Linked DNA regions of Homo sapiens: region 2 is linked to region 1. The links are chromatin loops, found by intact Hi-C in ENCODE. Cell type or tissue: sigmoid colon. All regions are shown on one strand. Links, peaks and the distances in the headings refer to the core of each region. The heading gives the core; the rest is flanking DNA.

The links. Peaks named below come from ENCODE experiments on the same cell type or tissue, not always from the same donor. Only the 100,000 strongest peaks of a DNase experiment are listed, where the experiment ranks them.
Region 2: it touches region 1 in a loop (1.9-fold over the local background); 9 of 110 quality-filtered maps call a loop at or near these places.

What each region holds. Positions count from the first base shown.
Region 1 is chr7:117,865,032-117,880,580 of GRCh38, forward strand. It overlaps CTTNBP2 (cortactin binding protein 2), which reads right to left and starts at 8,410. Exons shown (of 23, transcript NM_033427.3): 1 at 8,304-8,410. The coding sequence starts at 8,384. In sigmoid colon, for the core only: no CTCF peak of the experiment used is centred there; DNase peaks (open chromatin) are centred at 7,330, 7,790 and 8,460; H3K4me3 peaks cover 2,195 bases; H3K27ac peaks cover 538 bases.
Region 2 is chr7:117,824,909-117,840,457 of GRCh38, forward strand. All of the region lies in intron 2 of CTTNBP2 (cortactin binding protein 2), which reads right to left. Among named protein-coding and RNA genes, the nearest start is that of CTTNBP2, 41 kb to the right of the region's middle. RefSeq lists a silencer at 22-591. In sigmoid colon, for the core only: no CTCF peak of the experiment used is centred there; a DNase peak (open chromatin) is centred at 5,838; H3K27ac peaks cover 217 bases.

The sequences.
Region 1 (15,549 bases), core at 3,703-11,702:
GTACTTAGATATAGAAAAAATATTAAAGTTTCTTGGTTTAAGAGCCAAACGAACTATTTTAAGTCATATAATGTTTATAAAAGATTGCCTTGATAATCTAATTTTCAAATTGGATAGAAGACAGGACAGATTCAAATGCTGCCACTCACACAAAAAAATTAAGGTCTCTATCAGGGCACCATGAAAACATGACCCCCAAATCCCCAACGCCCCCCAGAAAAAAATCACAGCAGACATGTTCGCAGACTAAAGTTTACTATTGAACTTGCTTTTCCCAATTAAAAAAGAAAAATCCAGCTATTTTTTAGTGATGAAAAGAAACTAAAAACAAAGTAAAACCAGACCTGTGCCAGGCACGGTGGCTCACGCCTGTAATCCTAGCACTTTGGGAGGCCAAGGCCGGCAGATTGCCTGAGCTCAGGAGTTCAAGACCAGCCTGGGCAACATGGTGAAACCCCGTCTCTACTAAAATACAAAAAAAAAAAAGAAAAAAAATTAGCCAGGCATGGTGGCATGCACCTGTAGTCCCAGCTACTATGGAGGCTGTAGGTGGGAGAATTGCTTGAACCCAGGAGGCAGAGGTTGCAGTGAGCAGAGATCGTGCCACTCCAGCCTGGTGACAGAACAAGACTCCATCTCCAAAAAAAAAAAAAAAAAAAGAAAAGAAAAAATAGAAAAACAGATTTCAATTCCACAGGCCACTCTTCTGCCTGTTACATTTGCCAGGAAAAGCATTCCAGAAAAAGTGCTTAACACCTAGTTTTAAAAATCTGGCATGGCAGCTTCAACTAATCCAGAATCTGGTCATCAAAGTATGTCTTGTTTAGGATACAAGTCATATATATTAATTTATTGTATGTTAATCTATTGTATATTACAATTTATTATATATAATTTATTTAAAATTAAAAAGTATACTTATATAATTATATATATAATATATACATATATATAGTATATTATGTATAAATGGAAAAGGAGAAATAATCCCAAACTCAACTGTTCAACACTGTAGTTTTGAACAGCTCTGAATTACTTGGCGCAAGCGTGGGGAGGGCATTCTTCAGGATTTTTTCTCATACAGGCTGAGAAAGAGAGAAAGAGACAGAATAGACAAAACAGACCCTGGCTGAGTAAACTCATCTTAAATTTCCAGAATTGAACACAGGCCAATACCAAGTTTCCCCCTCCCCAAATCTAAAACACTAGGTTTATGTGGGGAATTCAATAGATACAGCTAAATATTAACAGAAAAGTCTTACCCATACCCTTTTAGAATTAGTGGAACCAACCAACAGTGATTGATTATCAGAATGCCTTCAGGAGACATTATGAGCCACAATGGCAGAGACACCCCTCAGATCTTTCCTCAAACACATCCGTCCTATCAGGGCTGCTGGGGGATATGTTGGTGACCAAACACAAACTCAGGCACTTTCTCTGGCTCTTCCCACCAACACCAAGAGCCTCTCTTCCAATTTAAAATCCAGCAGGTTGTGCCTATTTTCCATCAGTAAGCTTTACACAGGAGAAAGCAGGCAGACTGGAAGGTGGGGTGATGAGCAATGTGGCTAGGGAAGAATCAGCAAAGTAGGGCAAATCATTTCATCTGTTTGAATCTCAGGTTTTCCATCAGTAAAAATAAGGATGCTGGAGTAAGTGATCTCTTAAATCTCCCCCATCCCCTAAATGTCCTGATTTCATGTACCATCAGGGTAACTGGATTACTGGACTGAGGAAATTCATTTAGGTCATTTCCTGAGCCTAAAAGCGTTTGTGAGGTACTTGAGGAAAACTGATTTTGCCTCTTTGCTCAGAAGTTAGAGAAATGTATTTTCCTCCCAGTTTAATAGTGCATGCCAATAATAATGCATTTAGAACTTTCTATGTAAGCAAGATTTATGCTTTGGGGATGAATAAGGGCTATCAAAAAGGAAAAGCAATGAAATCAACTTGAAAGTTCACCATCACAATGCAAAGGCTGTATCACTGACATGCAAAATATTAAATTCACCTCTCTAGGTACATAAGAACATGCACTATATTAAGAATTCAGCTAATTGTAAGGGTTTTCATGAAGAAAAGTACATACTTCTCAAGATCTCAAAGTATTTTCAAATCTCTGAAGTTACTTCTTGCCTTGAGATTATCTTCCCGATTTCTCTCTCTACAAGGAGGAAAGAATTTTTGTGATGGGGTTGCATACCTCTGATGCTGCTCTTCCTAATCCTCCATTCTCCTCTGATTCATCTGGGTACTATCTTTCTTCAGCACATAGCTCAAACCCACTTTTGAATGTCTTTCCAGACTCCAGAAATCTCTTGTTCTCGCCATTCAGTCTTAAAATCTGCTCTATTACTTCACTTGGCAGTTAATCATGTCCGGCCTTGTGCATTTCCTCATAGTAAACTTATTATCTCTATTAACTCTATTTTCTCACTCCTACTAGATGTGTCAGGACAGTAAGAACATTACTTCTTCACTTATTTTATCCAACATGCTCCCCCTGCCCCCACCCCACCATATACACTTTGGGTATAAAATGTCTACTGCACACAGTATGAAAACAGAAAGTGTGCAAAGGATGTCTCAGGTACATCCATCTTACTAAGATACAATGTTTCAGCCCACTCTAGGGGGAACTAAGTAACTGTATTAGATGATTCTCTCAGTGTTTCAAAAATCATTTAGAGTAACCTAAACTAGGGAAGCTGCTTGATGTTCCACTTTAAAACAACATATAGTACGAGAACATGAGATCTATTTGGTGTCAGCTCTCCAAGGTCATGCACCTCAAATCAACCACACTGTCTGGGGTCTTTGATGCAAGACAAGAAACTCAGTGTATTGAAAGGAGGTAATACTGACAAGGAAACAATGTCAGGAAGGAAACCTGGTAATGGATGTAACTAATTTTAGCTGAGAAAGCTGGAAAGAATGGCAGAAAAGTGGCTCAGGGGTGACAGCCTCTGATAATTAAGCTCAGCTACCTCCCTTTTCCTCCTTTCAGATCTCCCCGCAGTCTCTATTTCCTCCTTAGGGAAAAAAAGGACTACATCTCAAATAAAACAAACATCTATTTTCACCCTAACTCAGTTTTTCGATGTGACATCAGCCCGACATGGGACATGGATCAGCTCCACAGGCAAGCAGACATTCAAATGTAATAACCATCCTTTAAGAAGCTTACAATGCATTAAAGAATAGTCTTGATTATCTGTAGGTGGCAAATATCTGCACGCTGATTTTCAAATGAAAAGGCTGGGCCAGATGAAGACGCAGGCCTTTGGAACCATCTTGTCTTTTCAATGAAATATAAAAATGTCAAAACCAAATCATCTGCAAACAAGTACTCACTCTACACAGCAATGTTACCTCGACTACTCTACATTTACTATAACCTTTTAAACTGATCCCCAATGTATTAGTTGGTTACTAACAATTTATTTAAAGAGAGTATCTCCCCCTACTCTAAAATCAGGATTTCTATATGGAAGGCATCATGCTGTACACGGCATTAATAATATGATCTCATTATTTGTGTAAGTTATTTAAAACATTAAAATTTTAAAAATCTTTCAATATCGATGTCATCATCATCGTCTCTCGTACCTGTCCTCTGATTCCTTACCTAACTACCAACAGAAAAGACAAATCTTTTTCCATGTTACATAAGCTTTGCAAAGGAGCACCAACAGAGAATAATGTAATCGAGTATGTTCAAATAAAGTATCCTTCTAAAGCAATACTCAGACAGGCCTGGGTAGCAAAGTAAATGAAGTTGGGGGATACTGCTCCATCCTTCCTAGGCACATTCAAAGTTGAAATTCCAGTCCCACATTTCTGTGAAATTGCAGACTATTCTAAAGCCTTGCCTAAACTCCTTTTTTCCTGCCCATTCTTTCCTTTTATTCCCCTTTCCTGTTTCCAAACTTCCCCACATTTCTCTTAACCCCCTATCAATCATCCTCTCCTCCACACCCCAATGGGTGATGTGGCCTTGACTCTTATTATTGGAAGGATGCAGGATGGTAGAGGTGCAGCCTCAATCATCATTTTGAAAAGCGAGAATCTAAAGAGAAAACTAATAGTGTTGGAAATTAAACTTTTAAAAAACCCCTGCAAAGAATCTAAGAAGTCATTGAGAAAAGCAGCTTGGAAAGCGGCAGTATTAAGATGAAAATTTTAAAAGAATTAGGGTTATCTTTTTGGATCAAGATCTATAATATCTATAACATTAATTATTACAAGTCACAGGCCAATAATTTCACTATAAGATAGCTGGTAACACACAAAGTGAGTTTTCTAATTAGCCAATCAACATTAAATTTTATGACACAGCTTCTTGGTGAGCTTCTTTTCATTTTCTTCATTCAGTAAATATTTGTGGAACACTTACCATGTGCCTGGCATTGTGCTAACCACCTTTGCTTTCTTTTACAAACTTCACACAACTCTCCTCGGAGGAGGAGGCTGCTTTCTCCCAGCCACAGCCTTCCTGTCCACATGATCAACAGCAGATATTTGTAAATGTCTAAGTACCAAGGCTGTGAAACATTTTCTCACCTCATAAAGTTATGAGAAACACACAAGGATAGAACCAACTGGTAATCTAGCCCAGGCATGGATTCAATCACTGAGAGGACAAATGTTCTCTAAACAAAATTGCTGCTGTGAGAAATACAATAACAATGACAGCAACGACAATAATAATAAAGTTCAAAAACTGGGGCAAACAGAAATCTACAACCTATTATTTAAGAAGAAAAAAAAAAGAGTGAAAAGCAGGACACTGAAAACAGTTATATTCTCATCTTTGGAAAAATATTCCAGTCAATTTCCTCAACTTCCAAGCTATTTTTCTGAACCATATAGCTGAGACCAGAATGGGAACCTCTATGCTCATCACTGAAAACCCTTCGCATATGGCTCCCTAGGATATGACCACATTTGCACACTCCTTCTTGCAGTGCCGGTCCAAATCCTCCTTCAGTCTCAAGGACTACTTCAAATGTCATCCTTCTATGGAAGTTTCTAGATCCATCCACTAGGGACCCTCTCTATGACTGTTCCTCTCCAAACTTCTAATGCAAAATCATTTTTGCCTCTCATGACACCATCATCCCCAATTTGATTCCTTGGCGTATGTCAGTTTCTATCACTGGAATGTATTACTTTAGGGTAGCAAAGATCATACTCATGATGCCTGTATCTCAGTAAGTGTTCAGTAATGTGTGTTAAATCTACGTTATTTCCTATTTAAAAATTAAGCTGCAACACTTTCAACATTCTATAGCTGCCACGTAACTATAATTTAGTTTAAAAAAACGCTTAGCGCAATTGGCTACGAAAGTTCTTTTCAGTGCATTTACATTCAATACTGTCACCTGGAAAACAAAAATTTCAAGTTCAGCTGTTAATTTGTTTAACATCACTGTCGTGCATTTTAAATCATTGTCCAAGTTTTTCTTTGTCACTGCCACCATGACAACAAATTTTATACCTACTTCTTGTCTATTAGCTGCTCCAGAAAAGCTCAGAATGACAAGAATGTTGGTTGGCTTCCCAAATATAGCTCTAAAAAGATCTCCATTTTCCTTTCATTCCAAAATTCTTTGGTGACAATAAAAAGCATGAAGATTTCGTTTTCCATACTGCCTTATCCATTAGGAGTTATTTTCAGAGTGGAAACAGCAATATGGCCTATAAAAGTCATCACATTTGGCTAAGGCACTGAAAATAGCCCAGGTTTCCCGGCACGGTTCACGGCAAAGACTATTAATATGATCCTATTGAATAATGTAGCTGTTACCCAGCCTTAAACTTGGGATGCTTTCAGGATTTAAACAGCTAAGAATGAGGATCACAAACTAAATTTAAAACATTCCACTAAAAATGATATTAAACTGAAAACTATAAATTAAGCTTGTTTCTAAGCAACAATCTAAATAGTCAAAGCTTAGTGAAAACACTCACTTTCAAAAATAGCCTACTGCTTTAGAGCTTCCATTGACTCCTTACTGCCAAATGTATACATAAAAATGCACGATATGTAAACCAATTTGAAAGTCAACAAATCTCCAAAATGCAAAGTGAATTGTTCACTAAAATAAAAAATATCAGTCAACAAGAACCCAAAATGCATAAAACGCCTCTGATTTTTAAGGAGCAATTGTGATGACACATATCACTCCTCTACACTAGCTTTCCTTTCACTTAAAAATCAGTCTATAGGTCAAGCGGCTGATATGAGAGAACCATGCCTTATTAAGTCAAAACTATTTGGAGAACTAAAATAAAAGGCCCAATTTACTACAAAAGCCATCATCAAAATTTTACTAAAAATTCAGAAATTATTACTGGTTTTTAAACTACTAGATGAAGAATCCTTATTGCATCTCGCAACCCTAAAGGATTCTATGGAAATAGCAAAGAAGGTTCACTTTCGCAGATTTTCCATGGCTCTGCCCATTAACAAGGGTGAAATTATCAAATCCCCAACTATCAGCAGTGAAAATCAGACTTGAACATTTTAAACAGAAGAGAGGGAACACTGACCTTGTTAACACAGAAATCTGCCTGGCGTCCTGGGTTTTGTTTACGATCTAACCAAACAAAACTATATATCAGCTCTACAGACCATCAGTCAGATGTTTGTGTTTGGGTTAATTGTCAGGTGATTAAAATATTGAGGGTAACAGAAACCCATTCTGAGTGGATTAAGTAAACAAATTCAACCTTTCTGGGGAACAAGAAACACACCACACACACACACACACACACACACCCTCTTTCTTTTTCGTCCTTCCCCTTCACACACACACACACACACACACACACACACCCTCTTTCTTTTTCCTCGTCCTTCCCCTTCCCACCTTTTGGGGATGAAGGCACCAAATCATTTCCACTTGCCAGAGAGCCTTGTCTCAATAGCTAGTTTCCTTACTGTGCCCCACAGAGGGGAGCTGATTCACATAAGTGGGCAGGTTTCGTTTGAAATCTTAAAGTTCTCATTTTCTATGCAAAGAATGGAAACTCAATTTTCCCAAAAGTTCAAATCAAAACTTGCCAGTTTTACAAGTGGAAATTAGCAGTCCTCCTCCCCGTTTCTCCTTCCATTGCCAGGCTCAGCTCCTCTCACCCCAAGTACCTTCCTCCACATCTCTCCTCTCCCTCTCCAGAAAGCCCTACCTCCAGAGGGTGGGAGGAAGTTAAAGCGGCCCCCGCTGTTTACGCCCGGCCCTGCCCTCTCCTGCACTGATTCTGCTCAGGTCTTGATAGGAAGAGGGGGGCGTCCACGCCCCGCTCGCTCCATCCCACCCCATCCTTCGGCGGGAGCAGCCAGATCTGGCCAAGAGTGGGAGGCGCTCCCAGATCTGCCTTTCTCTGCAGCTCCTTGCAGCTCCTGCGAAGCTGCTTCCCAAACACCGAGAACCTTTTCCACCCAGGAAATGTGGGTCCAGCCCTTCCCCAAAGTAGAGGCTGGAAACCACCAGCGAGTCTCTACACCGGAATATTAAGGGGGTGAAAGTAAGGACCAGTCAAGAATGGTAGCGCATTCGGCCTCTAGACTCCAGAGAAGGAGAACAATGTCTTGAAACCAGGTGCAGAACCTCCACCTCTCCTGAGCATCGTCTCGGGAAGAACCAATCCATCCACCCCACCCCAATCACTACCACCAAGTAATGGGGCAGCAGGCTGCTAGGACCTAAAGCGCTGGCCTCAGCGGCAGCAGCGCCCACATCTGGACACGGCCCTCTCCCAGTGGGCCTCCCGAAGGCACAGGACCAGATGCACACAATGGGCATCCCCACACCTGCTGGGCGATGGCCCACCTCCCCCAAGCTGCTCTCCCGGGTCCGCTGAGCGGTACCAGGCACCCCCGAGACACGCGCTGGCAACCACGCGCGCAGCGAGAGGTGAACAATGGGGGGTCAAATTCGCCAGGAAACACGTCCCAGCCTTCTCCCCCGGCCAGAAGCGACCGCAGCGGAGGGAGTGGGCATAGGGGTCGCACTGGACGCAGACAGGGAGCTGGGAGAACCGGGCGACCCGGGGCCGCTTCCCGTGGGGCGCGGAAGGGACAGGAGGGATCCCCAGCCAGGGTGGCCGCTCCGCTCCCCCCCGCGGCCTCCGCCGTGTGGGCATCCCGAGGAAGGGGGGCCCCGATGAAGGGGCACCGGAGAGTCCCGGGCTTACGGAACGCCCCGGGGGTGCGAAGTCGGGTCCGGCTGGGACCCCGGCGCCGCCCCCGGCCCGCGTCTACACTAGCCCCGCGCCCGCCCCGGGAACTCGGTTACCGCCGCCTCCGCCGCGGCCCCCGCCGCGTCCTCCGGGGCCCGGGACAAGTCGGGCTCGCAGCTCGCGCCGTCCGTCGCCATCTTCCTGCTCTAGCGGATCCGAATGCGAGCTCGGAGCCGCGGCTCCGGACTCAGCCGTCTCCGCGCGGGCGGCACTTAACCCGCTGCTGTCCGGGACGCGGGCGCCTGGAGCCGGGAGCCGGGAGCCGCGGCACTCCCTCCGCCCCTCGCCACCGCCCTCGCCGCTTAACCCGCTGCGCGCCGGAGCGCCCCGCCTCGGTCCCGCCCCGCGCCCCGCGTCCCGCGCCCGGTGGCGCCAGCCGCGGGCTCGTGGAGGTGCGAGAAATGGGCGCACGACCTGGCTCCGCTGCGGCCCTGCGCGGGGACTGGGGATCAAAGACCACGGAAGAGGTGAAGGCAGAAAGCGCCCGAGGAGCGTTGCATTCCGCAGAACCCCAACCAAGCCGGAGAAATCCGTGCACAGACCAGATTAAATGTCAGGCCTCCTGAATCTGAATTCTCTGAAAGATCAGGGAAAATCCTACACTTCAGCTCCCTCTATCCCACCGCGAGGAATCACACAGGGCACCCCTTTCTTCTTAAATTGCTCTTTCTTAAATTTCATTGCCGCCAGGGTGTTTTTATCCTCCCTATATATATACACACCTGGCTCTGATTTATTCTATCGTTGACTCTAGTGTTTCTCCAAAAACAATTCTCAGATGAAAACGATTTGTCTGTCCTGTTTTCTTTTAGAACGTGGCACCAGCCCCTCAGCTCCTAACTTTCTATACAATCTCCTTTTCAGGGAATGTGTAGCGGGCTGTTTTATATTCTGTGACCCCCCTAAGTCTGAGATCTCTCCTGAAGGACTAACTGAGAAGTGTTAAATGTCATAGCTTTAAAAGCTAAATGTCATGTCCTCTACTTTTGAGAGAATTTAAAAAAATTACTCCCTACGTGTGAGGACACGTGTACATATACACCAAAAACAATCAAACAAAAGCCGTATTTGTAAAAATAGATTTTATGGGAATTACACGTCTCAGAAGATTTTTCATGAGATGAGTGAATTAGGCCCAAACGCTTAATCTTCCCTTTCCACATCTAATTCAGTTCCTACCCTTTGCTGCCAATTTCCAGAATGTGAAAATCTATCACCTCACCAAGACCATATGGTACAGCCCTTCCCAAATCACCAGATCCCTAAAAATGTGTCGAATGCATAAAATCAAATTGAGACATTCAAGCTGTGTCTCAAAGACGTAAAATCAAACCACAACCAAATCTTGCACTTGAAATTTTGGAAGATGAATGACTAGAATGTTCAGTCCAAGGGTTACAGATCAAAGCTTTTTTTTTTTTTTTCCTTTTTTCTTTCTTTCTTTCTTTCTTCTTTTTTTAATGGCAGGCTCCTAATGAAAGGTTTTGACTCTTTAATTGCTCCACTTTCCAAATTAGACCCAAATATGACACAAACCAGGGCAGAGAAAATCTTTTCTGCAAAGACCCTGAAAGGGATTGATTAATAAACTGTGAAAAGTTCCCTCCCAGAAGAGAGGTCAAGAAAGAACTTTACCTAGAACTCTGGGGCTAAAAGTCAGAGGCTTAGAAATCATCTCCAGGTTATCCTGTGAGTACAGGTACTTATTTATTTATTTATTTATTTATTTATATTGGCTCTGATAGTTACTCCCTCACTTATCCCTTTAATATCCATCCCTGTTCATTATACCACTTTCCTTTATTAAGTATACTCTCTAAAACTGCTCAATATTAGAATAACTAGATTTCTTTAAGATTAAAGAAAACCACTGGACAGTAAAAGTTAGATGTCAAACTGATAGTAAAAATTTAAAGTCCAAGGGCATTCCTTGTTCTTTTCAAAATGCACTTCCACACATTGCAAGGCAATCAATTTTCTTGATTCTGATGTTGAATACTTCTCAAGCAATTAACTGGCAAACTTCTGGAAAAAATAATAATAATAAGTTTTACTCAGGGTTAAGAGTTAGAAATATGAAATGACACCATCTCTGGGAAGCAAATCCCTTTTATACATGCAGCCCAATTTTTAAAAAAAAATCACTGGGAAAAAATTAGCTTGTATTCACCTAAATACAATTAAAGCAGGATCATGTTACAAGGAAATCAGTCCTTGCCCACCCCCCCCCCCCACCGCAAACCCCCACCCATCATTTTTTGTTTGTTTTTGTGAAATGGAAAAAAAATAAATAAAACAGTGATAAAAATCACAGGACACCACATTCTCTAACCACCAAAATCCAGTACCTGGGAAGGAGAATTGACAGCATTCTGTTTCCACCTTAAAACCAGCACTGTTGAAGGTTGGCTGAGGATCTCACCTACTGCACAGAAGTGGCACACTAGGAGTTAACTTCCTCACTAGTAGCCTGGCCTGGGGCTGCTTCTCCACCAGGAGGACACTTGCTGGTTTCAATTCTCTCTTGAGAATTAGTCTCTGCTACTATTGCAAATTAACTCTTTCTAAGACTTTCTTTGCACAAAGGCAGGCTCTATTACAGTCAAAGCAAATAGATGTGAAAGGGTATTGACTTGATGGCTCCAGAAATTAAATCTTTTGAAGCCTCATTAAACAGCTAAATAATAATAATAATTAATAATAAAAATAAAAGATATCCCAGGGTTACAGTGAAAATTACTGAAAGGCAGGGTAAAAAAGGAGAAAGATAGAAGTATAAACAGGAGGAAAATAAATCCCTACAACAAAAATGAATCATGAGTCTTAATCAGTAAATTCCTTTTGGCATTAAAATGGAAGGAGTAATACTGAATATATTGCAAATAGAGAAAACTATTATTTACATCCTTTTTTTGGATCATAACGATGCTGATGACCCACTGACTAAAGAATTTGAGGGTAATTATTTTCCAAACCCTGGAATAGAGGTATTTGTGTTGAGCTATAGCACACTCTCTAAGGGTGAAATGACCAGGGAAATGAGTTCTTAAAGGTGGGAATGCAGACAGATGTTTGGGAGCCAAGTGGTTTTCTGATTAAACCATGTCCTTGGCTTCATCAGCCATATCCTCCAACCCACTAAACCAAAAACCCAGAGTTATACATATGATACAACAGGATGCTTCCTTCCATGTGAAAAGATAAAGGAATATACACAGAACCTAAAACTCTTTCCGTCATGGAGTAAGAGAATTATTTATTTCAGTCAAATGACAACATTTATGTTAATTCCAAAGAGCAAACCATATGTCATCATGTCTTAGTATTGCCAAATGACAAAATTATTGAGTAGCAAATCATTTCTGACTGTATCCTCAAGCCTATAGTTATACAATTTAAATATTGCAGACCATGCTTGTCCCTGTCTGCAGCATGGTGACCAACCTAGGAAGCCCCAAATCTTGACGTCAGGAACTCCGCAGATGAGCTCTGAGTGTCCATTGCCAGAAACAAGTTTTCCTATGACCTAACTACATTCCCTCATAGCACATGTCATTAGCTACATGTGCCTCAGGCTTTTTGTGGATTTTACTCAGTAAATTTAATTCTAATCTAGTTAGCCACTCTTGTCAACAATCTATGGTTTTGGAAGGCCTCCTCCACCAACTGCAGTTGGTGTGTGCCAAAGGAATGCAAGCTAATTTTACCTAAGCTAAAGCAAAACATAATTAGGGAATTAAATCTGCTATGTAGGAAGCAAGCCAAAGCGAAACATAAATAATTATCATAATCACTCCCAGCCCCTTTTAATACAACCTTTAACTGGGAACTGTATCTGTTCATTCAATTGCTGAAATAATGTACAAATATAAGATTTGACTGCAAGGTTAGAGCCACATTAAGAAAATCATCCCCCGGTACAGTCACTCTAAGAACAGAAACCAGCTAATACCAAACAATGAAGTAGTGTTGGTTCCATTCTCTTGCATGGTTTTTACATTTTAAATCATTAGTTGTTGGTTTGGATGCTTATCTGCAGAAGTCATTTACAAGAGTAAATTTTAGTGCAGAAAGATGTTTTAGTGCAATACCATTATGGAAAAACAATTTTAACAAAAAAAAAAATCTGGCCTGCTCTTGCCCCTTATCCACCTGAATTGGAAATGGACCTGAATATTTCTGTTTATTCAGCCTCTTTAGCAAACTCACAAGCCTGCAGTATATAGTTACTAGGCAATCATTAAAGCAGGGGTGTTTATACCATTAGGCATTACTCATAGTGGAGCTTCATTTATCTTAGAAAGTTTAAAAACTATATAAATATGTTGTGAGATCAGGCCCTTTTCTCCTCTGATTAGAAGTGTGGATCCAGCTGCAAAACCACAGCTGAGATTTTTCTTTCACTTGGGGATATGCACTGTTCAACACAAAAGGAAATTTAGTGTTCGAAGAATTAATAAGAACACTAAAGATGTTATCTTTTGATTTTAATAAATATGCATATGGCATTTATGATTGACTCAGTGAGGATTTACTTAGGATACAAAAAGCAGGAGAAAAGCTATACATGTGTAACTCTCCTGTGTCAAATTGTGAAATAAACCAATACATTAACACTTCCTAGACAATCATAATCAATTGTCATATACCAAATTAATAGAGTTTCAAATACATTTGGAATTTTTGAGATGTAAATTTCACCTTACCCTGCCTCAAATCTCACTTGATGACAATAGTTTGTGGCTGTTTTTTTTTGTCCATCAAGACTTTTTTTATTAATCCAAATTAGTTGGGGTTATTTAAAAATCACCTGGAAATGTGATGACATTATTTGAAAATATAAAAATATATATAGTAGGGGCTGTTCAATTAACCAATAAGTATACAATATAATTTAATTTATAATATTTATAAAACAATGTCATGGCTAGACTTGAAGGATTAATTTATTTCACTTGATTCAAGAACTGAAGGGAAAAAAATGCGTTGGTATTGCTATTTTCATTCTGGGGAAGGTGAAGTTACTTGTAGAATAATAAGGAAAAATACTTCTAACACACCATCATTAAGGTTTAAGCAGCTTGAAATGTTTTATTCTGGCAATTAAAGAAAAATTTAACTACTGAAAATGTTTTATGCTAGCAATACAATAAATATTTTTTTTTTCTTATGGCAAAAGATAAATAGCCACATACTGGTCATTACTATCATAATCATCTTGACAACCTCACTCACTATCTGTTTCAGCATTAACATCTTTATTAAGAATCAGTTCAGTTGGGATGTATTTTACCACTACTTTTTCCTCCCTTTGACATCTGTTAAGGACCTCACTTTGTTGGCTTGCAGCCTCCACCGCCCGACAATTGATCATCCAAAGGACACCATGCCATCTGATTCACAAAACACATTTGCTTGACACTTTTCTGCCTTGACCAGCCCCCCATCCTCACCCAATGTGGCCATGGATGCCGTTAGAATGGTGATGGGGAACCCCACTCCCAGACTTTAAAATTTGAGGTGGCAGCAGATTAGGAATTGAACTGAACCTGCTAAACACTACCTGACTTTGAATAGTGGGTAAAGGCACCCCATATTGAAATACCACATTGCATTGTTCTATTTTCTGTACAGAAACATTTCTAGACCTATAGAAGAAAACATAACCAGAATCATAGTTTTGTGGGTTTTTTTTTTTGAGACGGATCTCACTCGTGTTGCCCAGGATAGAGTGCAATGGCACGATCTCAGCTCACTGCAACCTCTGCCTCCCAGGTTCAAGTGATTCTCCTGCCTCAGCCTCCTGAGTAGCTGGGATTACAGGCATCTGCCACCATACTCAGCTAATTTTTTGTATTTTTAGTAGAGATGGGGTTCCACATGTTGGCCAGGCTGCTCTCGAGCTCCTGACCTCAGGTGATCTGCCCGCCCCAGCCCCCCAAAGTGCTGGGATTACAGGTGTGAGCCCCTGTGCCCAGCCAGTTTTGTGTTTTTATTTTATTTTTATTTTTATTTATTTAAGAGAAGGTCTTGCTCTGCTACCTAGGCTGGAGTGCAGTGATGTGACTATGGCTCACTGCAGCCTCAACCTCCCGGGCTAAAGAGACCCTCCTACCTCAGCCTCCTGAATAGCTAGGACCACAGGTGTGTGCCACCATACTTGGATAATTTTTTTTTCTTTTTTCTTTTGGTTGAGACAGGGTCTTACTATGTTGCCCAGGCTGATCTCAAACTCCTGGGCTGAAGCCATCATTCCATCTCAGATTCCCAAAGTTCTGGGATTACAGGTATGAACCATTGTGCCTGGCCCAGAATTGTAGATTTAAACATAAGCAGTAAAGAAACAAAGCTCCTAGAAGAAAAATATTTTCATGAACTTGTAATCAGAACATAAGTTCTTAATTTTAATGTTATCCAACTTATCTTTATCTTGTATTGTTAGTGTTTTTTGTGTCCTGTTTATGAAATTTTTGCTCAGCTCCTAAGTCACCGAGAGGCTGTTTTCTGCCGGTTTTCTTAGAGTCTCATCCCACACAGGCCCAGCTTAGAATTCTGCCTAATATTGAGAGGAAATTGCATGCATGCTTTTTGGGCTCTTTTTCTGAAGTGTCTTCCTCCTCTGGAGCTTTCTCCTTCAAGTCCGAGACTCCTGGGCAATTACCAAGGCCTGAGCCCTATCTCCTTAGCCCAGTAAAAGTCATCTTTATTCCCCAACTGCCCCATTCCCATCCTAGCTCTTCCCTCAAGAACCATAGCTTTTAGTGCCAGGCGCGGTGGCTCACACCTGTAATCCCAGCACTTTGGGAGGCTGATGCAGGTGGATCACCTGAGGTCAGGAGTTTGAAACCAGCCTGGCCAACATGGCGAAATCCTCCATCTACTAAAAATACAAAAAATTAGCCAGGCATGGTGGAGGGCGCCTGTAATCCCAGCTACTTGGAAGGCTGAGACACGAGAATCACTTGAACCCGGGAAGCGGAGGTTGCAGTAAGCCGAGATCACACCATTGCTCTCCAGCCTGGGCAACAGAGCGAGACTCTGTCTCAAAAAAAAAAAAAAAAAAAAAAAAAAAAAAGAGGGAATCATAGCTTCTAAAGTCCTGTCTGTGCTCATGGCTTGCCAATGCCTTTTAACAGTTGTTTTATATATGTTGTTCCACTTTTTTGTTTCAGCAGGAGAGTTGGCCCAATACTAGCTTCTCTGTCATAACCAGAACTGAAAACCACACTTACTTTTAGAGAGTGTTTATAACAAAACTTCCTAATGTTTCCTTGCCTAATTGGATTATAAACAGGACTGTAT
Region 2 (15,549 bases), core at 2,555-10,554, 41 kb before region 1:
CCTTGTTCTATCCTGCAAGATCTCTCATGGGCCTTATGTTTTCTTTTTTCTTGTTTACTCCATCCTTGGACCAGTAGGAGTTAACTCAGATCTGGTGTTTATCCATAAGCAGGGCATGCAGGTAGAATCTTTCTGAATATATTTACTGCCCAGCTGGTTGCCATTAAAATGCTTAATACCAGGAGTCGGTGGGTAGACTGGTACAAATGTACATTTCATTGCTCCTTTCATTTGAGTGAGAGAGAGTAAAGGCCAATGGCAGGCCCTTCAAGACAAATGGGCTCCTAGACAGGTTTTATCCCCCATCTGTGTTAAGGATATGCAGTCTCTTTGGCTGTGTCTCCTTACTAGGTACAAGGAAAAGTCTCTCATCGTCTGTCCTTGCAGAGTATAAGGGAATGACCAGCTCTCTGGTTGTTGCTTCTGTCTGAGTCATGCACTGTTGCAATGCTGCTTTCTGGTACGTCTCCTTCACAGTCACAGAAGGGATTTCAATCAGCAACTCCTACCTATCCCACTTTCTGCCTTGGCCTCTCCAAATACAAGAGGGTAGGCATTGGCTAGCTCTTTTCCAGAGCATCACAGGGTTTCAGGAAGAGTCAGTTCTCATTTATCCTTCAGCCTGGTTATATAGACATTAAATCTAGCAGGCATTCCTTTATTTTTCAGGATACAGCTAGTGCAACAGTAGAGGGATGGGCTCAGAGGTCAAACTGGATTTGGATATAGAATCTGTCGCTTCAAAGTTATGCAAACTTGGGTTGGTTATTTGACTGACTACCCTTGAGCCTTCATCAGTTACATGAAGGCAGTAATGTACCTAAACCAGAATTTTGTTGTTGCTTTGAAGAAGAAAAAGAAATAATGCATGTAAGGCACTTGGCTGGGTACCTAAACAAATGGAAGCATGCAACAAATCAGTTATCATTATGATAATGATGATGCTCTTTCTAGTTTGTAGCGGCGGTGTAAGGTTTTCCCTATTCTTATATCCTTAGGATGTCTCATTAGAGAAATGGGAAATGGGAAGCCACGTGCCAGTGCCAAAGCTTCCATGTTATTTAGAACTCCCAGCTGCAGTTTATCAGGTATCTAGCATGCTGGGTGACTGTTTTCATGTGTGTGTCCACACAGTCACAACTGTTCTTTCTCTTCAATTGCATCACATTCCAGAAGGGAAAACCTCAGCACTCCCAACCACCCATTATTCTAGAGCCCCTCATCACCTTTGAGGGCCAAGAACTATGGGGGCATTCATGAAACATAGCCAATTATGTCAACTGTAATCCACGTGCCCAAGGATGAAAATGAACTCACCATTATCAACACTTACAGAAACATGCATGAACATAACACTCCATGCAGAGAGAAAATATAAATAATAAATCTTTTCAAGAGATAGTTTGTAAAGGATTACAGAGCAAAAAAGACTTAAAAAATGAAACAGAATCCTGTTTCAATGCCATTCTTTAATACATGAAATCAGTTCTAACGTAAGTCAAATGATGTGTTCTAAAGCATCACATTTAGGAAAAAAAGATATACCATTAACTTTATAAGTCTTTCCCTTATTAATAAATGTTTTTCAGCTTTCAGGGTAAATTTAGATATGAATGTATAAATATTGTTTGTAGCCCTAAAATAACAAATGTACAAAAGCCATTCACTTACTGAAGTTCTAAATCATATCCTTTGTTTTCTCAAGCTTCTAAATCCTGAATTGATACCATTTTCTAAGCAATCCTATCATAAAACTTATCAACACTTGTGACATTAATCCCATAAAACTTATCAAAGTTTGTGATATTATAATAAACTAGCTAATTATAGTAATAGCTCCTATAAAGAGATGACTTAGAACATCTATAAGAAAATATTCTTTCAATAATTTAAAAGAAAGTTAAAATTTCTACTGAGCATTATTATTATTATTATTATTATTATTATTATTATTATTATTATTATTATTTTGAGATGGAGTCTCACTCTGCTGTCCAGGCTGGAGTGCAGTGGCACGATTTCAGCTCACTGCAACCTCCATCTCCCAGGTTCAAGCAATTCTCCTGCCTCAGCCTCAGTAACTGGGATTGCAGGAGCATGCCACTGCACCCAGCTAATTTTCATAATTTTAGCACAGACAGGGTTTCACCATGTTGGGCAGGCTGGTCTCAAACTCCTGGCCTTAATTGATCTGCCTGCCTCAGCCTCCCAAAGCGCTGGGATTACAGGCATTAGCCACCACACCTGGCCAATTGACCATTACTTCTAAAGCAAGTGTTTACAAAATAAGGCTTCTGAAGAAGGGTTTGATATTGTCCAAAGAAGCAATCATCATGTTGTGGGAGATGAATATCACTGTAGCAAGCATACTGGGAGTGGGGGCTGGTGCAGGATTTAGCAGGTACTGCTTTCATGTTTGCTAGACCAAATTCCTGTTTTGGAAATTTTCAAACAGGAGTTTCCCCCACTTGTATGTTGTTCTCATCATTATGACTGCACAGAAGCATTTTCTTATTTGGCTTTGATCATGTGTGTTTGTGTTTAATCGTCTAGGACATTTCAACTCATAACAGAAAAAAAATTCCCAATATTAAGCTTCTTACAAAAAATAGACACATGAGCACGTATACAAACAAACAAGCAAGCAAGTGAAAACCTTTAAGAGAATGCAGGAAGTTTCCCTGAGGTGTTTCAATATTTCGGGGAGAATGTAGTTTGCAGTATGATAATTCCAGAAATGCTTACTTATATGTGACTTGAGAAAAGAAATGGGGAAACAGTAGTGGCTGTGGAAACAAGAGTTAACAGAAGCATTCCCACACACAAAATTTAAAAAGTGAAAAACACAGAAATAAAGGTAGTTTCTTGTCTACTAGGGATAATACAACAGATAATTTCTGTAGGCAGAAGTTGTGATTAAAAATTTTAAATACAGTCCCTTTTATAGCTCCAAGAAACACAAGTTGACTTGGCTAAAAATTAAATTCCCCAGGACATTAAGAGCGAATGGTGGGGGCAGTTGTTCTCCTGTACTCCCACTATGCCCAGCCCCAAACTCCCTAAAGAACCAGCCTTGGCCACTGAGGAGTAACTCGCCAACTGCATGAACCACTGAGCATCTGGAAAAAATAAACAGAAAGATCTTAACATTCTCACCATCTACCAGCTGAAGATGACTCACTCCATATCAAAAGCAATCAAGGGAAAAGGAATGTCAACAGTTTGAAAGCAGTCTTTATTCAAACCCTGCCAGTAATTTTACCACCATTAAATAAATGTTCCCCAGTCCTTGAGAGAAGGTATACCTCCTGCTACTCCCAGAGCAAACCAGAAAACCTTGGAGGCTGACAGAAAAGGATCATGGGGCAGACTAGAAAGCAAAGAGTCCTTTCAGGGTAACTTCATCTTATTCCCAGAATAAAGAACATGTGTGCCCCCCAGATGGGTGGCATATGTGCAAACTGTGGGTAGGGCACTCCTGGCTACCGTTAAGTCAGAGGTACAGGGACCTAGGCAAAAGGTGAAGGGAAGAGCTGGTCTTGCTTAAAGGGTAGGCACATCGCAGCAGGACAAGTATCATTTGCAGTAACAGGGTAAGAATCTATTTCAGATCATGCTATTTTGTCTTCCTTCATTGTAGGTAATGTATGAACTGCTGTAAAAAATGCTTTACAAACCATCAAGTGTAGTGCATAGGTTAATTGGTATCAGCAATGTAAAACTGAACAGGCCATTTGTCACAAGCCTGTTTGTGTTTGTTCACATTGATAAAAGCTCAACTATTTATATTTCTGCTATTTATATTACATCATTTATTCAATGAAAATTCATCAAGAACTGTCTATGTGTATACAATTTTTCTCCAGCAATCAGCTTCCCTTGTCTTCCTTATTATGTTGGGCATTTGGGGGCAGAATGGGAAGTGGGTGGTGTCTATTAAATAGTCTGTAACACAGAATAAATGCTAGAAGAATGTAAACATGTGTTACACATTATAAAACAGTGAAATGTAGTGTCTGCTCCAAAGGAGTTTAGCCCAAGACAGATGCTAATCATTTCCTGACTCTCCAACATGATTTATGACTGGCTGTGGTCAATTTCTGAAAAGACTAAAACTGAATTATATATTTAAAATCTATTCTTGTAGGAATCTGTTTTCTCTTCTCCAAGCTACGCCACCCACTTTCTCACTGAAAGTGGAGCACAAGCCTGCAGGCCTCAGTGGCCTCAGAGCATATGACACCACTCTTCTGTGTAGGTGGCACATAACAGCGCTTGTTGGAATTTGCTGCAGGAAGGAGGTCAGGACCTGACCATTCCCACTCCCTCTATTCTGGAGCAGCTACTGAAGGCATCTGTCTCTGTCCTTTAATGTCCTTAGTCTCTCATTAATATTCATAGAGAACAAAGGATGGCAAAAATAATAAAGTTAGGATGAGACTAAGGTCCTCAGCTTCTGCCCAAAATATGTCTGTTCTTAAAACCCATCAGTTACATGGAAGTGTTGGTTTAGGCAAGGCTAAAGCCTGTGGTCAGTCTCTCAGCCAGGGCAGACAGAACTACCAGTTCAGACTAAAGGTACTCATTTCCTTTTCACCTGCACACCTTTTCTTTGTATTGGGAAGATGATGCTGTGGACCTTCTCAGGACACAGGGATCCACATATGCTCTAGGAATGAGGGATCCACATATGCTCACGCCCTATTCCTGTTTCTCACTATCTCCCCATGTGGCCAGCCAGTGGAAAAGGACCCAGGTATAATTTAACTGCCTCTGTGCTACAGTAAATGCCCCAAATAGGAATTACATCCATAGCTCTGGTCACAATAGCTCCATGCTCAAACTGATTGACCAACTGCACATCAGAATTCATACAAGAGGAGATGTCAGAGTATATATGAGGCATCCTGATAGTTTGAGCTGTCTCAGTACAGCCACACAATTTAGAAGAGCCCTCTAAAATAATATCATGCTTGCCTGTGAATGCACAGACTGTTTTGCCTGTGTAGTCTATTTTTAAATATTGGTACCAAGCACATGGATTCTTGCAGCTGTGTTTGAGAAAGATAACATGTACTTGAGAATTAAGCCTGGCATCCATAGAAACAATTCCTACTCCATTCCATAGAAACAGGAGTATCAACAGAAGAGTCCACCAAAATGATTTTTAAAAATCAATTTAGGCAAGTAAATATCTTGATAGCCCATTTCCAAAATTACTACTTTGGAAGCTAATTTAGTATTGGCAACAGTCTTAATTTTATTTCCATTTTTCAATGTTAAAATGACTCTAAAAATAGATTTTTAAAATACATGCACAAGTACATGTACAGCGTGTACAACAGGCAATCAAGTTATTTTTAATTGAATGTACTTCTAAAGCTGACCTAAGTTACAATGTTTCACTATAATTCTGTTGAGCTACAAAGTCATACTACACGGCCGACAGCAAGGGCTCCATGGAGACCTCCTAAGGTCAAAAAATTCATTAGCACCATGATATATTAAGAATCTACCCCAAGATCAATTAACCTGCTAGCTTGTGAATGAGTGAACAGCCAGAGACATACCGAACATCAATGCGTCTGGCATTCCTAATCTTTCCTCCTTGCTCTTAGAGTGTCATGAACACTCAAACTGATTTGGAAATGAAAGTAAAGAATTAGAAAGCCAAATACATAGCCATTGGGAGAAATATCCTTAGAGCTGATATATTATTTGGAGGGAGAACAGACCCAAGAAGACATTAGAGTCATTAAACAGCTGACGGTTTTGCAACCCTGTTTGACTGCTCTTTCTTTATTAGGAACGCCTCCCTCTCTAGAATGAACGCCACCCTTCCCTGGCTACTTGGCACTTCTGGAAGCTGCCTGCTCTGCACAGAAAATAAACACTTCTCTGGCTGAATTAATTGAGGAAGTAATGATTGTTTTTGTTTCACAAGGTCATAACAAGGATTTATATTTGAACTCCACTTTGGAGATGAATAGCCTAGACTACCAAATAGTCAAAGAATCCTCTTGGCTAGAAAAAAGATAATGTTTTCACATGTAAGTTTTTTTTTTAATTTTTTTGTTTCTTAAAGTAAATGAACTTCAGGGTTAAAGTGTAATTCTAACTGTGTATGAAATATTTATTGGCTATTAAACCTACATTTTAAACTTTTCAAGCACTTAAGAGATAAAACATAAACATGGCTATCTAAAGACCTAAGTCCCCTCATTCACCAACAACTCTGTCGTTATCCAGGAGTCCCTGAATCATGTGGATAAGCAAAAGAATCAGAGCTCACTATTTCTTAATATCCTTGGCTCCAACAGCCTTCATTAGAACTCCCTGACACCTTCATGTCTGTGGGCTTCATCATGACTACACAAAGATCTCAGCATTTCCCCCAACTTATCTCCCACTCTCCAAGCACTTTTTCTCTCCATCCAGTGTAGAGCTCTTAACATTTCTCCAGATGATTCTGGAGAATCATCTTTTGCTCCAGAGGAAAGCAAGACTGAAAGTCATGAGGAGGATAAGGAGTGTAGTGAAGTTTAGAATGTCCACCTTGAGCCACAGACACAGGAGAGGGTAGGCTCCTTCTTGCCAATATGATTCAAGCCATTATTTCTCAATACTGTGAGCTTGGGTCCATCCAGAATCTGCCATCTGTGCTCTTTCTAAAGTACACAACAGCACATTTGAAAGACTGTATACATTTGAGGTCTCCAAACTCACCTGGGTCCCAGGAGCCAAGACTTGACAGTTTCAATGGATCATGTTGGCTAGAAGGAGCCTATTCTCTCCTGGGTCTGTGGCTCGAGGTGGACATTCCAAACCTTCACTGCACTCCTAACCCACCCTTATCCTCCTCGTGACATTCAATCTTGCTTTCTTCTTCATGCTAGAGATCAGTTTCTTTTTCAAGTATGTTCAACGTTCTGCTCTCAACCTTATTCTCTTTCTTAAAGGAAACCGTTTCTTTGCCCCTCTCTAAGGTTATTAATTCTATCTGTGCTGCCTTCTCCACTTCCTTTTCTAAGCTTCTAGAAACAGTATTCTATGACCAAAATGACATATTCCAAACCCTTAAATTCAACTACCTGTTAAATAACTTGGCTTGGACATTTCAACAAGCCCCCTGAAACTCAACAAGAATTAAACTGAACTCTTCATCTTTCCCACCCCACACCTTTTACCTCCCACATTCCATGCCCTGGCTGTGACACTGCCATCCTACAACTCACCTGAAACCTGAGTGTCCACAGAGACATCACTTCCCCCCTGCCCACAGCTAGTCAGTCAAGGACTATAATGGCTACATCCTATTATAAATCCCGCTCATCTTTAACCCCTCCTCTCCATCCCAGCCGCCACCATGCAACTCTATCCCTCAGCATCTTTCACACTGACACTTTCAGCTGTCTCCTGCTCAGTCCCTACATCTTCAGACATAACACTCCTTCAGTCAACCTTCCTCTCTGCTGATAAGAGGGACTGCCCTAAAACGTAGGTCTAAGGTATTACCGTATTTCTCCAAATCTGTCAAGAGTTCTCCAATACCTAATAATACTACAGCCCAAACCCTCACCAAGCAAGTTCTTCCATGATCTGACTCTTTATTCTCTCTCTACTCTCATTTTTTTTTTACATACTACCACTCATCTCCTCCTTTCTCCCTGTGAAGCTTTGTATTAACTATATTTTTGTTTTTTCTGTATTCTTGATGCTCTACTATCTGAGATATCACTGACTAGGGAGAGATCGTCTTTCCCAGGGAAACCAATTCTTAGAGACAGCAAATGACTACCAATCAATCTATAGCCCTTCATTCATCAACCTTTTTTTTTTTTTTTTTTTTTTTTTTTGAGATAGAGTCTCACTGTGTCGCCAGGGCTGGAGTACAGTGGCGCAATCTCAGCTCACTGCAACCTCTGCCTCCTGGGTTCAAGCAATTCTCCTGCCTCAGCCTCCTGAGTAGATGAGATTACAGGCACCTGCCACCACACCCGGCTTTTTTTTCTTTTTTTTTGTACTTTTAGTAGAGACAGAGTTTCACTATGTTGGCTAGGCTGGTCTCAAACTCCTGAACTTGTGATCCACCCACCTCGGCCTCCCAAAGTGCTGGGATTACAGGCGTGAGCCACCGCATCTGGCCCATCAACCTTCTTTTATGGAACTCATACATCAAGCCACTATCTCCCTGTACTAATCACCCCCAGGTCCAGGTATCCCATAAGTCCCACAAACAGAGGCAGTCCCTACAGCCCAGGAATCTGCTGAAATTATTCAAACTAGCTAATCTCAATCCTGCTTTCCCCTGCCTCATTCGTTCCTTCCCATGGAAACCACAATGAAGGTGCTGGGCCATGCTTCTCCTCACTCTCTCTGCCTCCTGACTGATCCTGGTGCTTCCCCGTGTGGTCCTATTGGCATGCTTTGCCTCCTGTTTCTAGCAATCTCTGAGAATAAAAACGTCTTCCTTCATGACAGTCATTTCTGTGTTTGTGTGTCTTATCTGATTAAAACAAATCCTGAGTGCATTTTAAAACAAGTTCCAACTACAGAACAATTTTGAGTCCTGAGTTCACCATGTGGTTTCATGCCTGTGTATGTACAGCTGGTGAGCTGCATCCATCCTTCAAGAGCCACAGTGTCTAGATTGTCTTTCTCTAAAAAGCCTTTCCTAACCACCCTAATGCTGAGCCCATTCTCCTTGATCACTATATGTTGTACGTAGATCCTCACTGAATTCTTCATATTCCACTACAACCTAGTTACCTGTTTGCAATTCCATCTCCTCTCTGTCCTCCAAGGCTGGGCTGAGAGCTACAAGAAAGAGACCAAGCCATACTCATGTTTATTGTGAGCACTTTACCTAGTACACAACAAGCACTCAATGAATTCTTCAATTAGTTTAAGTGTCCATTGCTAATGCCAGTATTGAGTTAGTACTTAATGATCAGCCTTGCTGCTTTGAAATAGAGATTCTCAATTAAGAATTTCTCAGCTGAAAGAAAAAAATGTTAATCAGTAATAACCTTAGATGCTGCTTACTCACAGTCCTTTAAAAAATATATACATAGACAGACAACATCTTAATGGTGGCTTAGCTAGTAAAATATATTCACTTTGGAACATATTTTCTTTTTTCTTTCTTCTTTTTTTTTTTTGAAATGTAGTTTTACTCCATTGCTGCCCAGGCTGGAGTGCAGTGGCACAATCTTGGCTCACTGCAACCTCCACCTCCTGAATTCAACCAATTCTCCTGTCTCAGTCTCCAAAGTAGCTGGGACTACAGGCACCTGCTACCACACCTGGCTAATTTTTGTATTTTTAGTAGAGACAGGGTTTCACCTTTTTGGTCAGGCTGGTCTCAAACTCCTGACCTCAGGTGATCCATCTGCCTTGGCCTCCCAAAGTGCTGGGATTACAGGTGTGAGCCACCATGCCAGGGCTGGAATGTATTTTCATATGTATATTTGACTAAGGGTATGTGATACAATTTTGGAATTTGCAATACAATACCTGCAACAAACAGAGAAGACAATCTGACTCTGAACTGAGAACTTATGCTAATATCCTTTTTTTCCCTATTTATGACTCCTTTACCACTCACCCCAGTTAGGAAATGATGGGAAAGTGCAGATCTAAACAAACTAATCTTTCTTCATTCTCAAGAACGTCAGTTTAGTATTTAAATCCTAAATTGTTAGAATTCTAGTAAATACATAAAGAAAAGAATATGTACCTAACTCATTTTTAAAAGTACTCTAATACTTTTAGTATTGATAAATGAACACACTTTACTTTTTAGTGCGAGTCATAAACTTCTCCATTTTACATTAAGAGAAATCTTATTTAGAACATTCAATATTGCTTTCAAGAAGTGATGAGATTTTATAATTTATTCTATTTTGTTTAAACATAGGGATAGAAATGCATGTACTAATTCTTTAGTCCACACCGAAGGTGCTAGGTTGGGTTTACTTACTCAAAACAAAATAATTCTGGCCCTTCAAAAGCTACACAGGAAAATTGCTTCAGGTTTCATTTGTTTACTTAGAGTTGCCTCTTGGAAATGCCTCAAAATGATGCAGCAGTGTTCCAATTTTCCTAAACTCTTCAGATAATTGCCAGCGTCAATAAAAGCAAAAACAGCTTGCAGTGCACACCTCCGTAGGTGGAATTCTAAACCTGAGCAGCTCAGCTGCCACACATGAATGGATGCTCTCAACACTAAGCCTCCCACAGGGGACGGCTGAAGTTGCAGTTTAAAAGTGTTTGCAGAAATAGGAATGAGTCTCTCTCTGAGCCCTAAGGATGGCATGGTGAATTATCAGTGTGTCTTGTCCACATGAAAGATATGCACACTAATTCATGTTTAATTAAGTTTAGACCAAAGCTGACATCTTATATGTTTTAAGTTCAGCCTAAAGGTTTCTCTGTATGTAGTGAACTGTGACCCAACTTAATGTGTAAACAGACTGGAACCTACTTTTCTAACAAGTAGCCAAGGCTCAGCCAATCACAGCAGCCAAACTTCAGTCAACCACAGGGGGTCAACAGTTAGAAGCAGATTCAAACAAGGCAAACACTCAGCTGTAACCTATCCAGCTGTTTCCCTCACTTCCCTTTTCTCTCTCTAGTCACTTTCCTTTTTCTGTCCATAAATGTTATCGACCATGTGGCCACTCTGGAGTTCTACCAAACCTATACTGGTTCAGGGGCTGTCCAATTTGAGAATCATTCTTTGCTCAATTGAATTGTTAAATTTAATTTGTTTAAAGTTTTCAACACGCATTCGTCTTGATTAAAGCCAGAGGGTCTGGTCGTGCATCTGGAAAGAGACTGGAGATTATAAGGATGCAGAGCCACATAATTCAGTCCACAACGGGGGCTCTGGTTTTCAACTGCCTAGATTTGAGTTTTGGCTCTAAAGTTCCTAGCTCTGTGATCTCTGCCAAGTTGCTAACCACTCTAAGCCTCAGTTTCTCATGTGTAAACTAGGTAATAATACCTAATATTAGTAATAATACCTACAACTAATACCTAAGTCACGGGATTACTATAAGGCTTAAAGAAGTAACGTACAGCACAGGCCATGTTGCCTGACACAAGGAAAAGTGTCGAGTTCTGTCACTTTCAAGAAGAGGGAATAGGATAATTGATATCTCCCTATGAACTACCACCCAGACTAAGTCTGAGCTGGAGGACTGGACAGGGGAGGCTTCATTACCAAGACTGTTGTTTCCACCTTCTCACGCTACTTCAAGTTTGAAGCACAAGCCCATTCTTGGATTAGTAAATTGAGAACTGTTGCTACTTTCTTAGCATTTCATGTCCCCTTCCACCCCACTTTTCTTTTTATAAAACTGAAGACAGTGGCTGGGAGCGGTGGCTCACGCCTGTAATCCCAGCACTTTGGGAGGCTGAGGTGGGCGGATCATGAGGTCAGGAGATCCAGAGCATCCTGGCTAACACGACGAAACCCTATCTCTACTAAAAATACAAAAAATTAGCCAGGCGTGGTGGTGGGCGCCTGTAGTCCCAGCCACTCCGGAGGCTGAGGCAGGAGAATGGCATGAACCCAGAGGCGGAGCTGGCAGTGAGCTGAGATCGCGCCACTGCACTCCAGCCTGGGCGACAGAGCGAGACTCTGTCTCAAAAAAACAAAACAAAACTGAAGAGAGTGGTCTTTAAGAATACTGATTGAGAGGGTTAAGAAATACGTCACTCTTGTACAAAATACCTTAAGCGTCTGTATTAGTCTGTTCTCACTGTGCTAATAAAAACATACCCGACATTGGGTGATTTATACAGGAAAGGGGTTTAATTAATTCACAGTTCCACGTGGCTGGGGAGGCCTCATAATCATGGCAGCAGGCAAGAGAGAAAATGAGAACCAAGTGAAAGGGGAAACCCTTTATAAAAACATCAGATCTTGTGAGACTTAATCACTACCAGGAGAACAGTATGGGGGAAACCGCCCCCATGATTCAGTTATCTCCCACGGGGTCTGTCCCACAACACGTGGGAATTATGGGAGCTATAATTCAAGATGAGATTTAGGTGGGGATACAGCCAAACCATATCACCATCCAATTCTACCAATGTTGTACTTTTCAGAGAATCCAGGGTCAGTGTTTTGCCTGAGCAGAGTTAACCCAAAGAAATCAGGATTGAGAGACAAGGAGCGTGAGACTGAGTTCTGATTGACATCATTTAAGCCCCTATTTCTAGCCAAACCTAAAAGCTAGACTTAGTCCTGTAATTTTTCAGTTACATGAGCCAATATATCTCTTAGGAGGTATTCTGTCACTTGCAACCAAAAATTCCCCTAAGCCATTGAATGCCAGACTATTGTAACAACAACAAAACCACCAATAACAACAAAATGTTCACTTGCTAACATCCACCAGCCTAATACACTTTTACTACTTTTCTCACTACCACTAATTTTGACAGCATTCTTTGCATATTTTTTTCTGATTTCTGCCTCTCTCTCAGTATACCCCTGCTACCTTCTCTGCTCTCTCTTCCTCCCTGTCATTTGCCCTAACCAGCCTCTCTTAGTTGAGAAAATACCAACTACAGGTTGAAGATCCCATAGTCAAAATGCTTGGACCCAGAATTATTTTGAATTTCAGATTTTTTAGATTTTGAAATATTTTCATGTACACAGTAAGATATCTTAGGGATGAGACCCAAGTCTAAATATGAAATTCACTTATGTGTCATATACACCTTATACACATAGCCTGGAGGTAATTTTATATCATATTTTTAATAATTTCGTGCATGAAAGTTTTGTGTTTTGACTGTGATCCATCCCATGAGGCCAGGTATAAAATTTTCCACTTGTGGCATCATGTTGGTACTCAAAAAGTTTTGGATTTTGGAGAACTTTGAATTTCAGATTAGGGATGCTCGACTCATACCTGTCTATAAAGGACCGCCCAGATACCCCAGAAAAGTGACATCCACCTGACACTGTAACCTGCAGTATCCTTCAACATCTGGCTCCCATCTGCATTTGTGGCCTCACTACCTATTACCCTATCCCTTACACTAGCCTAGCTAAGCCCAGGCAGCCTCCAGAGACAGAGATCTGAGAGTTAATCACTCATGGGTTAAAGCCACAAAACTGGTTGGTGTAGTTTCTTATGTGACCATAGATAAGTGAAACATTAGCCTCAAGGATGTAATCTCCTGAGATGAGATACTCTTCACCTAGAGATAAGTACCACCTACCAAGCTGCTAGGCAGCACTGAATATTTGAATGCTTACCATAAAACCCTCCCCAAGTAGCAGAGCCCATCTTTGGTGTTAGCAATCACCAGGAAAAATAAACTAAACTCTGAGCCCAAAGATGGTATTTCTGCTACTAAGACCATGTGGAGGGTTCAGCTGCTGAGCTTCAATTTCCGATCTCATAAAATGGGGCCTGTTATAAAGAAGGCATGGCACAAAACATGAGCATGGTCTCTAATGCTAATATCATCAAGGAGTCTAATGTGGTTATGTGACACCTTGTTTGGGGGGATAACTTAGACTACAGCCAATTCTTCTCTTTAGACACTATTTGTTACTATAAAGAAAAAGGAAAGAAAAATTTTAAAAATTCATTAACAGAGTAACTCTGCATTAATCACAGGACTAATCTGTAAAAACTACCTCAGATATTCAAAAAATTAATAGACATGAATTCAGTCATTTTAACAACTGACCAGCTATTTAACAAATGATCCAGCTTGGAAGACTGGAGACAGACGAATCTCCATTTTTTAATCTATGAGGGGCAAGTCATATATCACCTTTGATTTTGCCTTTACAAAAATGTTAACACAAATAGTGGCATATAAAATACTGAAAGAAACCCGCACTAAAATAAAGATTTCAGGATTTACTGTAGTTTCCTGGGCTTGTTCTTATTAATCTTTTTAATAATATGCATTCATGTAGCTGCAGCTGGAAACCACAGTACCATTTTATTACTTAGAATTTCTTCATTTCTTTAAAGTGATTTCCACATTTTTGTTGAATAATGTATAGTAACATTGCGGGGGCGGGGGGGGGGCTTTTAAAAAAAATCCTCCAAAGGATTTTTTTAAAATCTTTAAAAATATCTCCCAAAGTGCAATTTCCATAGGTTTATGGTCCTTTCCTAGAAACATTAATATTCAAGTTAAGGCCTTCCCCAACCACCCTACCTAAAGTGGGAACCTGCCTGTAATTTTCTTAGTACAGAATTTCATCACAGTTCGTGATTATTTTCATAGTGTGTTCTCCTCACCTGTCTGGCAGATAAGCACCCAGTCATCAAGAGTTACCTACAACTATCTGAGTTTATATATGTAGTCTCATTGAATCCTGACAATCATGTTAAGATAGCTCTTTATATGCCATTAGTCAGAGTGGTAAATTGAGATTTAAGGAACAGGAAGAAATTTCCTAACGTCACACAGCCAATAATGGCAGTCTGGACTTTAGTTCCTAAGCCCTGTGTCAGAACCACAGAATTGCCTTAATAATGCATCTAATAATTTGGCAAAATCCTCTAGTCATAGCTAAGGGATCATAATAAATAGAAAACTTCAACACACTTGTAATGTGACAAATTGTTAGATTTAATATGCTAGTGGACTATTCATTTTAATACAGGTACTTTTTGTTAATTGATTCTTAGGAGCATTTCAGCCCCATGGTGAATTTAATAAAAGTGCTACTTCTGTCAAAGGAAGAAGCAAGGTCAAATCTCTGACTTCAGACTGAAGAGTGGCAGGAAACCAGAGCCCAGTTTTAGTTCTACTTCCTGCTGTGGTCCTGACCAGCTTTCAGAACTCTGCACACATTGTACCACCTCCCTACTTTAGCTTTATTATCATCTACAGGGCCCCATGGCATAATCCACCTTTACTCCTCCAAAATTTCCCTAAAATAGTTTTAAAGTAGGCTTTATCTATAAAACTTTTTATGACTATAACTCTCCCTACTAATAATAAACTACCAAATAACCAAGTCTGGTTAACATAAATATCTAAAGACTGAAATTATTTTCCTGATTTTGAAAGATTCACTACTCCAAATTTATGTGGGATATATAGATTAATAAATACATACACACGTTTATATGTATGCATGCACAAATATATACATATACATACATGCACACCTGTTCATACAATCCACAAATATCTAGGGTATATTTTAAAGGTTTTTGAAGGCTACAAAGTACAAAACCATAACTGAGCATCACAGTTTTAATGAATCCATCGGCTTTTGAATCATTGCTAGTTCCAGAAATAGCCTAGAAGGGAGAAAAATATCTTTTGTGGAAAAGCAGGACACTTGGTAACAACCAATAGTCCTGTCCAAAAAAGTTGAAAAGTAAGGGGATATTTCTGATACCTGTGAGCATCCCTAGCATCAAGTTGGGGTCAGGCAAATAATAGAATCTTAAAAAAAAAAAAATTCTAAATTAGCCAGGTGCAGTGGGGCGTACCTGGTCCCAGCTACTGGAGAGGCCACCTGGGGAGGATCATTTGAGCCAAGGAGAT